Linked DNA regions of Mus musculus: all the other regions are linked to region 3. The links are chromatin loops, found by intact Hi-C in ENCODE. Cell type or tissue: left cerebral cortex. All regions are shown on one strand. Each heading gives the region's core, and the rest is flanking DNA. Links, peaks and the distances in the headings are about the cores only.

The links. Hi-C counts contacts between places; a loop is a spot of excess contacts. Peaks named below come from ENCODE experiments on the same cell type or tissue, not always from the same donor. Only the 100,000 strongest peaks of a DNase experiment are listed, where the experiment ranks them.
Region 1: it touches region 3 in a loop (3-fold over the local background); 4 of 42 quality-filtered maps call a loop at or near these places.
Region 2: a loop joins it to region 3, with 4 times the contacts of the local background. A loop is called at or near these places in 6 of 42 quality-filtered maps.

The regions. Positions count from the first base shown.
Region 1 is chr13:52,872,929-52,877,446 of GRCm38, reverse strand. All of the region lies in intron 6 of Auh (AU RNA binding protein/enoyl-coenzyme A hydratase), which reads left to right. Among named protein-coding and RNA genes, the nearest start is that of Gm33315, 46 kb to the right of the region's middle. In left cerebral cortex, for the core only: no CTCF peak of the experiment used is centred there; DNase peaks (open chromatin) are centred at 1,670 and 2,106.
Region 2 is chr13:52,763,670-52,768,187 of GRCm38, reverse strand. No RefSeq gene overlaps it. Among named protein-coding and RNA genes, the nearest start is that of BB123696, 8.7 kb to the right of the region's middle. In left cerebral cortex, for the core only: no CTCF peak of the experiment used is centred there; a DNase peak (open chromatin) is centred at 2,507; H3K27ac peaks cover 336 bases.
Region 3 is chr13:52,815,537-52,820,054 of GRCm38, reverse strand. No RefSeq gene overlaps it. Among named protein-coding and RNA genes, the nearest start is that of Gm33315, 11 kb to the left of the region's middle. In left cerebral cortex, for the core only: no CTCF peak of the experiment used is centred there; DNase peaks (open chromatin) are centred at 1,135 and 1,826; H3K27ac peaks cover 302 bases.

The DNA.
Region 1 (4,518 bases), core at 1,065-3,564, 57 kb before region 3:
AAAAACGAACAGTTTAGATCTCAGTCTCAGTATCTATAATAACGATCCATCCATGATGGACACAGCCACATCTCGACGTAGTTGAGAGAGCTGCTGGGGAGCCTTCTCGGGCATAGATTAGATTTGGTGAAGTTGACGGCTATGTGCAAAAAAAAAAATAAAGAACTTTGATTTAATCTTGAAAATCTAGGCAAAAACATGAGCTCAAAATAGAACACAGATATAAAACCACATGGAGTTCTGAAATCCGCAGAGGTCACACACTCGTTCCCAGCATTGGAGACTGAGGGGCTTGGCTCCGGGGGCTCATGGGAGTCTCCATCGAGTGACCTGCACTCCGGAGAAGGTGGTGCTGTCAGTGCCCACCCTCATGGCCATTCCCTACTCCTTGTTTTCAACATGTAGGAACTTGTTATGTTTAAAGCACTTGCTTCAAAGGCCTGGCTACCTGTGTTCAATCCCAGAGCCCCGGAGAAAGGTGGAAAGAGAATCAGCCCCACCAAGTTATCTTCTGACCCCCATGAACTCACCATGGTGCCTGTGCGTGTCTGCGTTTACATATCACACATACAGTAATAATAAACATTCAAAAAGTGCATCATTCATTCTATCGGCAACCCGATACATTCCTCTGGTCCGGCCATTCTCACAGTAACCTGATTTACATATTTATACAGCCCAGTGTGTATGGATAAGGTTAATAAATGATCGTGTGAAGTATGGTAGAAAGCAGATGTTTGAAAATCAAACTTGTTCCAACAGTCAGGTAAAACATGTTTATCAAAGACAGTAAAAGAAACTACACCAGTTCTGCCTTAGCCCCGAGGCATGTTTTGGTGTGTCCATGAGCACTGCATCTGGGAATTGATAGTGCCCCGATTTGGAATAGGGGGATTGGGAACACATTCCTTTATAGAATCAACACACTTGGCAGCTCAGCTGTCCTATGCTTTTCTGTCTGACCACTAGCCTGTGTAGCTGACGCTGATCCAGCCCGCAGGAGGACAAGAAGGAAGATCCAAGCTGCCTGTTCGGTGCACTGTTGCTGCCTAGTTGTTGCTTGCTACAGTTTTTCTTTAGCTTTAACAGGTTAAAATTAAGGTGCAATAAACAGCACATATTTTAACACACAGCTTGGTAAGTGTTGATATAGACACAGCCATGAAGGCATAGCCACGGTGGAGGAACATGCCCTGTGCACCCCAATGTTCTCATGCAGCCCCGGGCTGCTCCCGATCTGTAAAGTGATGCTTTTATCTTCTCTCTCCGGTGGCGCTAGGGGCTGAGCTCAGCCTTGGGTGCCGGGCGAGCACTCTATCAGTGAGTCACGTGCACAGCCTAGATCATCCTGTGACATCGTACGTATGTGATCTTCTCTATTTGGCTCCATTCACTTGCACAGTTATTTTTGAGTTCATCTATACTGTGAATTTCAGTATTGATTTCCTTTTTTGTTGCTAACCGGTGATGCATTCTGTTCACGTCCACAGTCTTTCTGTCTGAACAGACATCTTTTTTCCTTTTACCTTTGGCTGGGGTGAGCAGAGCCGCCGTGAGTGGTTGCATACAAGACTCCGAATGGCTCCCTGCTTTCAGTTAGCGGAGGCGGATGCTTCTGACTGAAATGGTTCATGCCGTGAGTGTGTGCTTGGCTTTAGTGAGTTGTTACTGGTTCCAGCAGCGTGAGTTCTATAGTGGGTGGCTTCCCTTTTTCGAGACAGGGTTTCCCTGTATAGCCTTGACTGCCCTGGAATTCACTCTGTAGAGCGGACTAGCCTGAAACTCAGATCCGCCTGCCTCTGCTCCCGAGTGATGGACCTACAGGCGTGCGCCACCACAGCCCAGCAGTTCCCCCATTCTTCACATCAATCAAAGATCTGCATGTGGTGATACTGGGGAAGCCCATCATGTCTGCTCCTCGGTGGGCTGTGCTTGAGCTCCTGTCTGCAGCTGACAGAGACCAGGCTGGCTTCCTGCTTCGTTTAGCGTGTTGAGTTTTCTGGTTTTTATCTGTGGTATAAGGCACATCCCTACCTGTCCTCACATTATGCATTGAAAAGACTCTCTCTTCTGGCTTCGGGTCTCTAAGGTAGCTACATCTCCATAAAATTAGATCAGACTGGCATTCTGTTTCATGAGCGTATTTGTCTGGCTTGGTGCCAGGGCCACGTGGTGAATCTTGAAAACACCCACATCGGTTTTTCTACTTTTTTTTGGCCAGTTGTTTTGCTGAATCCTAGTCCTTTTCATTTCCACATGGTAGTCAATTTCTACAAATTCATTCCTGTTGAGTGCTGGGGATTAAACTGAGTACCTGTCACATGCCAGAGTCACTAGGCTACATTCTCCTGTAAAGGATGGAGCACATTTACTATTTACTGTATACACTGTTTTGCCAAAGCGCTCTCAGGCTTCCCTGTCCTCAAAGGTGCAGTTGAGCTAGGCTGGTGACTGCAGGAGTTCCTAGCTGTGGTCAGGGACCATCTTTCCTCTGACGTGGACGAGCTGCTAGCTGTCCATGTCTCTCAGAAGTGAGCACCGTCTGTCAAGTGGCCTTTGTCAAAGAAATTTTTGCCACTTGTAAGATCCCTCTTTGGAACTAGAATGACCGTTTACACTCCCCTGCCTCACTTCCCCTGTGTTTATTTTATTTTTTCTTTTCACAAGAAAGTGGCCTTAAATATATTTCAGGGTCTGTGGGTCACTAGACATGACAGCTGTGTGCACAGGACCTGTGTAGGTCCTGTGTCTGTCTGTCCGTCCATCTATCTGTCACCATCATGTCATACCCCTCTTCTGTCCCCACCGCTGCCTCCTGCACCTGCTCCCTCCGCTGTGCCTCCTCAGCCGGGAGACTCTGAGCTCAGGTAGACTCAGCACCTTACCCCCAGCTACAAAGGAAGTGATTCTGATAAACTCTGGCTTGAGAAGCCTTTAAAATGGAAAATATGTAGACGTGACTGACACGTGATAGCAAATACAAAACAATCTGGGGAGACTGGATTTTTAAACTCTCATTTATCTTTGTATTTTCCTATCATCACCTTTTTGTTGTTAAAAACACACCATTTCTCTCTGTTCCCTTTCTTAGTAAAGGGTTTCTTAAAAACCCCTGTGTTGCCTGATGTCACTTCATTTCGGTTCAGGCACTAGAGAACTCTTAGGTCAGTAAGTAATGATTTGTGGGTAGCTTTCCAGAGTTGTAAGCTGCAGGCACCGCTCGGCTAACACACAAGCATTTCTCGTCTATGTGTAACTCAGATACAGAGAAGTGTTTTTACCATAAAACCCTTCTTGTGGTTTTTAGCCCGTGACACTCCTCTCAACTATGATAAGGACATGTCATGACATTAACGCTAAGTAATTCGATACTTGAAGTGCGTTGTTAGGTGTGATGGACGGCTTGGCTTTCCTGGGGTGAACCGTGTATGATGACCCCATGTTACTCTTCTAGAGCTGGAACACTCAGACTCCAGGTTTTCTGCGCTTATAGCAGGACCTGTTTTTATAGATGAATTAAATGAATAGGTTTTTTTTTTCATGTTATTTTGACACCATCTTAAAAAGCATTTGAGCTGGGCGTGGTGGCGCACGCCTTTAATCCCAGCACTTGGGAAGCAGAGGTAGGCGGATTTCTGAGTTCGAGGCCAGCCTGGTCTACAGAGTGAGTTCCAGGACAGCCAGGGCTACACAGAGAAACCCTGTCTTGAAAAACCACAAAAAAAAAAAAAAAAAAAAAAAGCATTTGGAAGTATACTGGCTAGTTTTGTGTCAACTTGACACAGCTGGAGTTATCACAGAGAAAGGAGCTTCAGTTGAGGAAATGCCTCCATGAGATCCAACTGTAAAGCATTTTCTCAATTAGTGATCAAGGGGGAAAGGCCCCTTATGGGTGGGACCATCTCTGGGCTGGTAGTCTTGGTTCTATAAGAGAGCAGGCTGAGCAAGCCAGGGGAAGCAAGCCAGTAAAGAACATCCCTCCATGGCCTCTGCATCAGCTCCTGCTTCCTGACCTGCTTGAGTTCCAGTCCTGACTTCCTTTGGTGATGAACAGCAGTGTGGAAGTGTAAGCTGAATAAACCCTTTCCTCCCCAACTTGCTTCTTGGTCATGATGTTTGTGCAGGAATAGAAACCTTGACTAAGACAGGAAGAATGATCGTCCGGTCTGTAGCTAGTCCGTGAAGTTCTGGAACTCTTGATTCCTCGCAGTTCTGTATTAAGTCTCGCTTGGGTTTTTCACTTTGGCACTTTGAGATTCCTCCTCACAGTGGGTGCACGTTGCCCAGGTTTTCAGATGTCTTAGCACTGATGTTTGCAGCGTCATGGTATCCTTAGCCCCTGGGGTCCCTTCAGAGTTCCCCGAGTCCTGCGTTTGCAGAGCTGCATGGCGTTTGTGCTCTCTTCACAGGCCCTCGGCCCTGCTCCCAGCTCCATTCGGGCCGCCTTCTTCCTCCCTGGGTATTTTCATTCCTTTTCTTAAACTCAGAGTTCACGTGTTTAATTTGCTCTTGTTCATT
Region 2 (4,518 bases), core at 1,367-3,866, 52 kb after region 3:
CCCATGAAATGCTCAGGGCCTGAGGGCGTTATAGGCTCCCTTGTGGGGCCTTCGCTCCTGCCCTTACCGCACAGGGCTCCTGGGATAATGGCCGCACCATTGCTGTTCTTGTGCTCCTCAAGTTTGGATTCTGGAGGTCAAATGTGGTGGTCGTGTGTGGAGAACCCAGAAGCATTGCTCCCCCTATGCCTCTCATCTCTACCTCAGTGAACACCCAGGCCCCCGGAATCTGCTGAGAGGCCTAAGAGGCTCATCCTGCCCATAGGTCTGGCATCCCACGGTAGGTACATGCCACAGAAGACCAGTAAAGGACACTAGCCTTCCCTCCTCTTCTCTCATTGGTGGACACACTCTGGGTTACTCCCTGCAGGAGCTTGGCCATCATAATGGCGGCCTAAGCAGAGGGTATTTATTAGTTTACACAGAAAGCCATTCCCTCTTACTCTGTTTGCAAGTGGGGAAGCAGGGACTTCTCTGATGCCTTCTAGAGCTGATTCCAGTGACTGGTGGCCTGGGCTGGAAAGTCTGCCTGGGGAGCCTGTGTCCCTTCAGGCAGGTGACCTAATGGATGGTCTTTCTTCTTTGGCCCCTGTCCTCATATTTCAGATGGTGTCCCTGCATTGTCCTGTAAACCTGGGCATGTGGAGCATCTCTCCTGGAGGTTCTCTGGAGTCATTCCTGCCTGAATTCAGGTGCTGTGCCACAGTACCCAAGCTACATACATGCTCTGGCTTTCCCTAGAGCTTTAAACAGTTCTTGTACTGACTGCTTTTGTGTTAACCTGACACAAGCTAAAGTCATCTGAGAGATGGGGGCCTCAATTAAGAAAAGGCTTCCATAAGACCAGGCTGTAGGCAAGCCTGTGGGGCATTTTCTTATTAGTAATAATTGTGGGAAGTTCCAGCCCATTGTGGGTGGTGGTGGCACCCTGGGCTGGTGGCCCTGGGTTCTGTAAGAAAGCAGGCTGAGTGTCCCATGGGGAGCAATCCAGTAAGCAGCACCCCTCCATGGCCTTTGCATCAGCTCCTGCCTCCAGGTTCCTGCCCTATAAGTACCTGTCCTGACTTCCTTCAGTGATGGGCTATGATATGGAAGTAGAAACCAAATAAACCCTTTCTGTCTAAACTTTTATTTCTTATCACAGCAATAGTAACCCTAAGGTAGTTCCTTTCTTAAAACAGGGGCATGACCAGCAGCTGGCTTCTACCTCAAGGTTATCTTGGCCTTTATTCTTTCCCCAGCTCATGCCCAGCTTTCTCCATTTTAGCCCACCAAGGACTTCTTTGTATCCTGTGTAAGGTGCACTTACTACAGTGCCCCTTGAATGGTCTAGACCTTCCACCCCAATTTCCCTTTCTTCCTCTACTCTCTTGGGGTACAGGTTCTCAGAGCTATCAGGTAGCTGTTGGAGAGCCTGACACCCCATTTGTACTCTCTCCCATTTTCCCATCTTGCCTCTGTCTGAGCAGCTCACACTGACCCTTCGGGGCTTCACAAAGTAAAACTTGGCCACAGAGGTGACTGAAGCAGAGCTGGTCACTGCTGGCCAGGCAGGCGGCCACAGCCACCCTAAACCAAGTTAGCCAATCAGCAAACAGGCCACCCAAGGAAGAACAGGAGAGGGTGGCACACGGACATCTGGAATGTGTGCCAAGGTACCACAAGGTCAGGCTTGAGGAGACAGAGGCAGGCCAGTGTTTCAGAGGGAAAGGGAGGAAAGTTATGCAAGTTGTTTTGAAACCATTGTCCTTGGCCCTAAGGATCAATAACAAGGGTGGGGTCAGTTCAAAGTTGACAAGGCAGCTGCTGACTGCCTTCCTGGAAGTGTTCTCTGCTTGGCTCTTAGAGTTATCATGGTCATCTTGGGCTCCCACATTGTCCTTCCAGAAGCCAGTGTGTCTCTGGGAGGTGACAATGGCCATAAAACAAAGGTACACCCAAAGAGGAGGACACCTGCCATCTGTGAGGAGGACTGCATTTAAACCGGAAGGAACCAGAAAAAGAAAAGAGGCCAGTAGGACAGTTGACGAATTGGTTTGGCAGCTGTTTGGATCTGTTTGTTTTAATTAAGTTGATGATGAATCTGGAAACCCTTGTGCTGGGTCAGGATTTGGAGGCTGAACTGTGTGATGGCAGGAATGCTTGTAAAAGTGATTAAAATAGCTTTACAGAGTGTGCCTGGAGGGACCAGTTGGGCTGGAGAGACTCGGTGTGGGAATGAAGGCCCAACTTCTTAGGAGTCCGTCCATCTGCCGCAGCCAGCCGTGGGCCAGAGATGATTAAACACTTAATCAGACCCGAATACTTGTGTTGTGTGCTTGCTGTGGCTACAGAAAAGGGTGCTGTCACCAATCTTTAAATAGCGAACCAGAGGCTAAATTTCACTCCATCCGTCAAAGGCCACGGCTCCGCAATGTCCTAATTTTAGCTGCTTGTCAATTCCCCAGTGCCTGTTCGCTGATGTAACTTTGATCTTCCGATGCTTTAGATGGCTTTTGTGCTGAATTTAGCTAGAATATACTATGAATCATCTGGATGGCTGCCCAGCTAGGGGAAGGGGGGAGGGAAGAGGGAGAAGAAAGGAGGGAGGGTGGGAAGGAACGAGAGCTAAGAGAACAGTCAGGCCCCTGAAGTGGTGGATAGAGATGGCATAAAGATGGAAGAGCCTCCTGATTCCAGGGCCATCCGCTTTTCCAGGAGTGTATTTTGAGTACATTATCTTTAGACATTTATATTCTCATGCAAACACACAGGAGGCCACTGCCAAGGTCTAAGGAGAGTGTCAGTAATCGTAAGACATTTGAAAGGAATATTTTTCTAAGCAAATCGCTGCCTCTAAAAGGGCATTTCTTTCCACTTAGGGAGCAAGCAGTGCCAAGATGCGTTCACTTAAGGGGGCAGAGAGCGTTTCTGATGGCCTCCCCTCCTTTGGGTTATTGGGGAATTGCCTTTTGTTTCAGGGCTAGCTGGCTTTTCTTCTCGCCTGAGATTTCTTTCTTCCTCCAGCTCTTAGCAGAACCTCCCATGTCACCTTCTGTCCTGAACGTACATAGCTGCCACCTCCTTCCTGTTGACATGCCTCAGGTGGTGTCTGTCACCTGGATCATGATTTCTGTTCGGACTTTGCAGGAGTGCTGTAAAAGAGTCAGTAAGACTCACTGCTTCTTGGCTGGGTCCTCAGCTACCTAGCCTTCTTCCTCCAAGTCAGGAAAGAGGAACTTCTTCCAGCCCCTCCTTCCAGGGTCTAATACTGTACGTTCTGCTCCTTGACTGGGGAGGGGTAGGAAGAAATAAATATATAGAGAAGATGGACTGTAGACTTTACAGCATCTCGGGGCAGCACATGATCATCTTCCATGAGAATTTGTGACCTTGATCAAGATGTAGTCACCTCAAGAAGGGGTATGTATACACTTCAGTGGAGGGGTTCGTGGTTGTCAGGTACCTTAGAATAATACAACATGCCTTAGTATTGAAATGTCTGGACTGAAGTTGATCTAAACCATAGAAGGACTGAAAATAGTGTGATCAGGTAGTTTGACAGATGTTGGAACCATGCCTCTAGACTCCAACTTCTTAAACTATGGGCATAGCCCCATAGTTTTGTCTTATGGCTGAGCTCAGTGATTGCAAACACTCTGTCAGGAGTTGGGTCTCACAGACCATTCCCTCACCCGCAGCAAGTACAGGCTCACACTCTTGCCTACCCTCCAGAATTTGACCTTAAGACCCTACTGCATGAAGTGGCCACATGCTTGAGTCACAGAAGATGGAATAGACAAGCTGGTGTTCAGCTGGGACCTTTGTCCAACTGGCTACCTCTCCTGGTACTGGAAGGTACAGTGTGTGCCACAGGAGGAGAGAAAGGATCATTTCACCTACCCATGATCCTGTCACAATGGCTGCTGACATAGGTGCAATGGTGGCACAGATGCCACACAGGTAACCACTTGCTTTCTGATTCAATCTAAGGCTCGGCATATGAAATGGAACTCGTGCCTGGCCCTGTTAAAAGGGCAAAAGCCCATGGCTACATAGGTCAAAATTTACATGTATAGAAATTAGTTTTAAAGTAATTTTTAGTGATTTTTTTCTCAGCAAATGTTTACTTTGTATATATAAGCACATATACAGGTCATATATAAATTTCTTGCACAAAGAGGGCTCAGGAATGACATAAGTTTGAATCAGCTGTATGGGGCACTCTGTCATGGGACAGCCAAAGCAGAGGTCCCAAGGAGCCAGAGGGCCACTGGATTAAAGGAGAGATTTTTCTGTGTTAGAGCCTTCAACATAGGCCAGGTGTTGGTCACTCAGTGGAAACTGTGATAGGCAAAGCCCACTCACCAGAACTGACTAAGATGGCACATGGGTCAAGGGGCCACCACAACTCCTCACTGTGCCCATGAAATGACAATGAAAGTGTTAGCTGGTCAGCCAGCCAGGCACCTTTAGAGAGAACTGCGTTAACAGCTTCAGAGTGGCCCCCTCCTGTACTTCCAGCCAGAGCCTTATGAC
Region 3 (4,518 bases), core at 735-3,234:
AGCTGAGGCTGACTATGTGCACCCACAGTGACCTATGAACTGGCTGCTCTGAAAGACCAGTGACAAATATCAAGCTGCTTCCAGGAACGAAAGCCCACTCGAGAAGTCATGTGCTTTTGGCAAAGACAAGCTCCACAGAGGACCCCAAAGCCCTTGGGCTTTCACCTGAGAATGACTCTTGTCCTGGCTTCCCCAAGAAGGGTGCATGCATGTGTGGTGCGTGCATGCATGTGTGTGTTATATGATGGGTGTGTGCATGCTCATGGATGTGTGCATGTGTGTGTGTTATGTGTATATAATGTGTACATGTGATAATGATGGGTGTGTGCATGCTCATGTATGTGTGCGTGTGAGTGGTGTGTGTGTGTGTAAGTGATGTGTTGTGTGTTTTGAGTGGTGTGTGTATGTGATGTGTACATGTTTGCATATGTGTGTTTGGAGCGTGTGGAATGTATGGCACGTGTGTGCCCACACAGGTGTGAATTGTGTACTGAGAGTGTGCATAATTTCCCTTCACAACTGTTTTGGAAAACAGGGCCAACACAACAACTAGAGGCTCCAGCATGGTGGTTCCTTGCTCAAGGGATCTTGTAATCACATGACTAACAGGAGGGGTTCTGGAGATGGCACGGGAGGCCAGTGATTGCCTGGTGGTGGCAAACTCCAGGGTTTCGAGACACCAGTGTCATGTCCTTGTTGCCTAAGGAGCCACTCGCAGGGATGGGTTTATTATCTGGGCTGTAAAGTCTTAAATGCCCAGCAGCAGCAGCAATTTAGTATATATACAGTCTTGTGTGTGTTAGCTTTCTAACCTGGAGGAGAAACACGGCATCATAGATGCAGGTTTTTCAAGAGGTGGACAGAGGTAAGTTTAGTGGAAGCTAAAAATGACCTAGACCTGTGGCCAGATGGGCAGGCCTGCCAGGCACTGAGATGTCCCACCCCCTACCATGCCCTCTCACCCGCATGCTACCTGCCCCCAGCCTGAAGAGCCCCACCTCTCAGGGGGACAGTCTGATTCTTCTAATGTTACCCATATGTCAGATTGCTGCCCTCCTGCTGTGTTTCAGGCCCTGCTGCCTTTCCAGAGAAGAGCATGAGTCACCACAGGGGCCAGAGAGGGAGGGAGGGGCCCCGGTCACCGGAAAAATAGAGTGGAGCAAGAGCCTTTTTATAGCTTTCTGAGTAGGCTTTCCTTTCCATAGGTTAATTTTTATCTGAACAACCCAGATAAGGTTGGATGGCCTTTTTACAAGAAAACTATTTAAATACAAGGGATTGTTTGGACAGCTTTTTAAAAGGCCAAGGGCATTTTCTTGCTTGCTTGTCTGTGTGTGTGTCTGTGTGTGTGTGTTTCAGTTTATAAATAGCATACATTGATAGTTAATGGCAATTTTCAATGCCATGTTTTAATGTAATTCCTTCAGCACTAACTTTGGAGCCCCCCAAACACAAAATTGTTCTTATCCCAAGGGACTGAAACCTTGCGAAGGTCAAGGGTTGCTAGCGCAGACCCTTTGAGACCCTGCCCTGTGTTCCAAACAGATGGTGATTTTTCACATCGAATGCTATTCTGGTGTACTGACTTAGGAAAATTATCTTAAAATAGACTTGAATGAGCAGAGCCTGCAAGAATAAGCTGTCAGCTTCTTTTTTACTCCTGGAAGGGGCGGGGGAGGGGGCAGGGAACAAAGCTGTCAGCGATTTCCACAAGTTGAGGAATCTGTGTACTTTCTTATTTTAGAGAAAGCTTTTTTTAGTGGGACTGTAATTGAGTCCCCTTACGTCGTTGGGTGTCAACAAATTACCATCTGTTCTGGAGATACTCAGTTGTGAAGCCCAGCCTTGCCAAATACCAAGGAGCAACTGCTCGCCACTGCGAGTGAGCTGGCTGAGCATCTGGACCATGGGAGTGTGGGCAAGCATCCAGCCTCCTTTACTCAGGTGTTCTGTGAGTTCTGGAACCTGAACTCTGCTAGCCCAGGACAGCCCAACCTTAGGGTCCTTGGGCAAGGAGAGGTTGACAGAGCCTGGAGCATCTTCACAGAGCATCATGTTGAGCAAGAAGCTAGATTTGGAGATGCTGGGCACACCGAAGCGAGAGGCGACCTCAGCCGAGTGGGTGGGGCCCTAGGCGAGTGAGTTCAATACATTGAGTTGCCATGGGGCAACATGCTGGATTTGGAGGGGATGCCAAAGTGCTCAGCTTTCTCCGAAAGGTGGTACCATCCCGCTCTTCAGATTCCAGGAACCAATCAGTCTTGGGTTGAAAATGGTTCTACCTATAGCAACACTGTAGACTTGGCCCATCACGTCTTCCTTAGATAGAATAGAGCATCTGTTTGCTCAGCATTCATACCCTCTGAAGTACTACAGGCCATCCGAATATGAGTTACGGCCTCCAGGAGGCTCCGCACAGGCTGCACATGCAAGGAGCTCGCACGCAATGATTTCTATACCTACAGACATGGTAAAGCCCGTTCTCCAGCAACACCGAGAGACATCTCAACTTGTTGCAGATTTTGCAGCAGTCAGGATGATGTGTGACAGGAACGGAGGGCAGGGGTCCTCGGCCTAGTGTGTGAACAGGGTTCTCTGTGACATGATCTCAGCATGCTGAAGGGGCTGTAAGAAGGAAAAGCTGAGCCGTGACCTCCTCTTCTTGGAGACGGGCCTCTCGAATATGGGACTCAGGAGTGGCTCTCCCGAGTGGGGACTAGGCACACCTAGTGCCCAGATTTGGTCCCCTTTGAAGGCTAAACTGTGACCATCCCAAGCTCCCCTGCCTCTTAGTTAGCTCTGTGCCTTCAAGTGAAAGAGGGTGGCCCAGGCTTTCTTAAACTGGAAGGGAGTTGAGTGGCTTGTAGGTGCCTAAGCTGAGTCCTGTAGCATGCACCTGAACCCAGGGAATGCACTGGACTCTATGTGCATAGAGAAGCCCCGGCCAGTGACGTTCTCAAAGCAGAATGCTCTCCTATAGGACATCAGATTCTGTTTTCATGTGACTTTGATTTTTTTCCCCTGTTCTAACCCCTGCCCCACCCCCATGTTCTATCAAATTAAAGGAAGTGGCCATGTGTGCTGCACGCATAGGTGCACACACTCCTGGCCTGGGCAGAATGACATCTCTGAGGACACAAAGGAAGCAGAGAGATCCATGACTGGATGGGTCTCCAAAGGGCCCGTGTCTCAGGGGAGTCCCTCAACCTGGACATCTGTCATCAGCGACCAGTTGCACTGACAGAGTCACCCAGAACCCCTGTGGCAGTGGGGGCTGCATCTGGCAGGTGCCCTCAGTGACTGTCAAGCCTCGGTGGGATCCATGGTGGCTTTTGCTCTTCACTTCCATGGGAAACGGTCTAGCATTCTGGAGGTCTCCTGTTAGCTGCTGGATCACTTGACCCGAAGCTGTTTGTGAACTGTGTTGATGAGGGAGGTGGGTAGTCTTTACCACGAGCGCTTTCCCAAGGCTGAGTGGAGACGGAACCCATAGGCTGCTTCCAGACTCACGCCTTTTCCAGTACGGAGCTCGGGAACTACCAGGAAAAGCTTCCAAGTTCCTAAAATCCTACAGTGTGCTCTGGGCTCTTCCAGACCCTAAGGATGTCAGCACCTACCCCCTGTCCATACTTGTGACTTCAGACCTAAAGCACATCACAAAAGCTAAGGCTCTTAGATATTTTAGAGCGGTCTATAAAAGGACACATCAACAGAGCTAGACCCCACGTGTGCTTTCTTTAGGGGAAAAAATATTAAGGAATAAGGATATAATACCCGAAAAGATGCAGTGGTCAGACCAAGGATGCTGGGATGACCTTTGACCCTGAAAAGGCTGAAGTGGGTTTACCCATGGACCACTCAGTTCCCATGGGGCCAACCAGCTCACCAACCTGTGCCTGGGACAGGAGATGAAGTAGGTTACCTACTTCAGGAATGTGTCTCTTAAGAAACAGTGTGGTCGTGAAGAGAGGAAAAAAAGTAGCACACACAGTTACGGTTTGTAATATTGTGACAGGACCTTGCCATCTGCAGTGCATCAGTGGGCTGCCTTCACGGCTATTCTGGGATGCCTGTGGATGGATGGCTCTGGGTTAGATCTGCTGCTTTCGGTGGTTTGAATGACTCCTAAGAGTTCATACACAGAAAGCTTTGTCCCCAGGGTGTGGGCATTAAGAGCTGGGGCTCTCTTTAAGAGGTGAGGTCAGGTAGGAGGTGGTGGGTTACTAGGAACACTGTATGTGGGAGGGGCTAGGGATCCCAAGCTTTTTCTCTTAAGACCTTGCTGTTAGAAAGGACTGGCTGTACCTGGTTTCCCTATGTTGTATTTTATTTTATTTTATTTTATTTTATTTTATTTTATTTTATTTTTTGGTCTTCCTGATTCTTCCTGCCTGTGCTCCTTCTGTGAGGCCATCTAGCAGAGGTGACTGTAGGCAGAGGACCTTCCAGAGCTGCCACCACACTGTCTAAGCTTCCTATCTCCAAAACTGTACATGAAACAAACCTCTTTAAAAATAA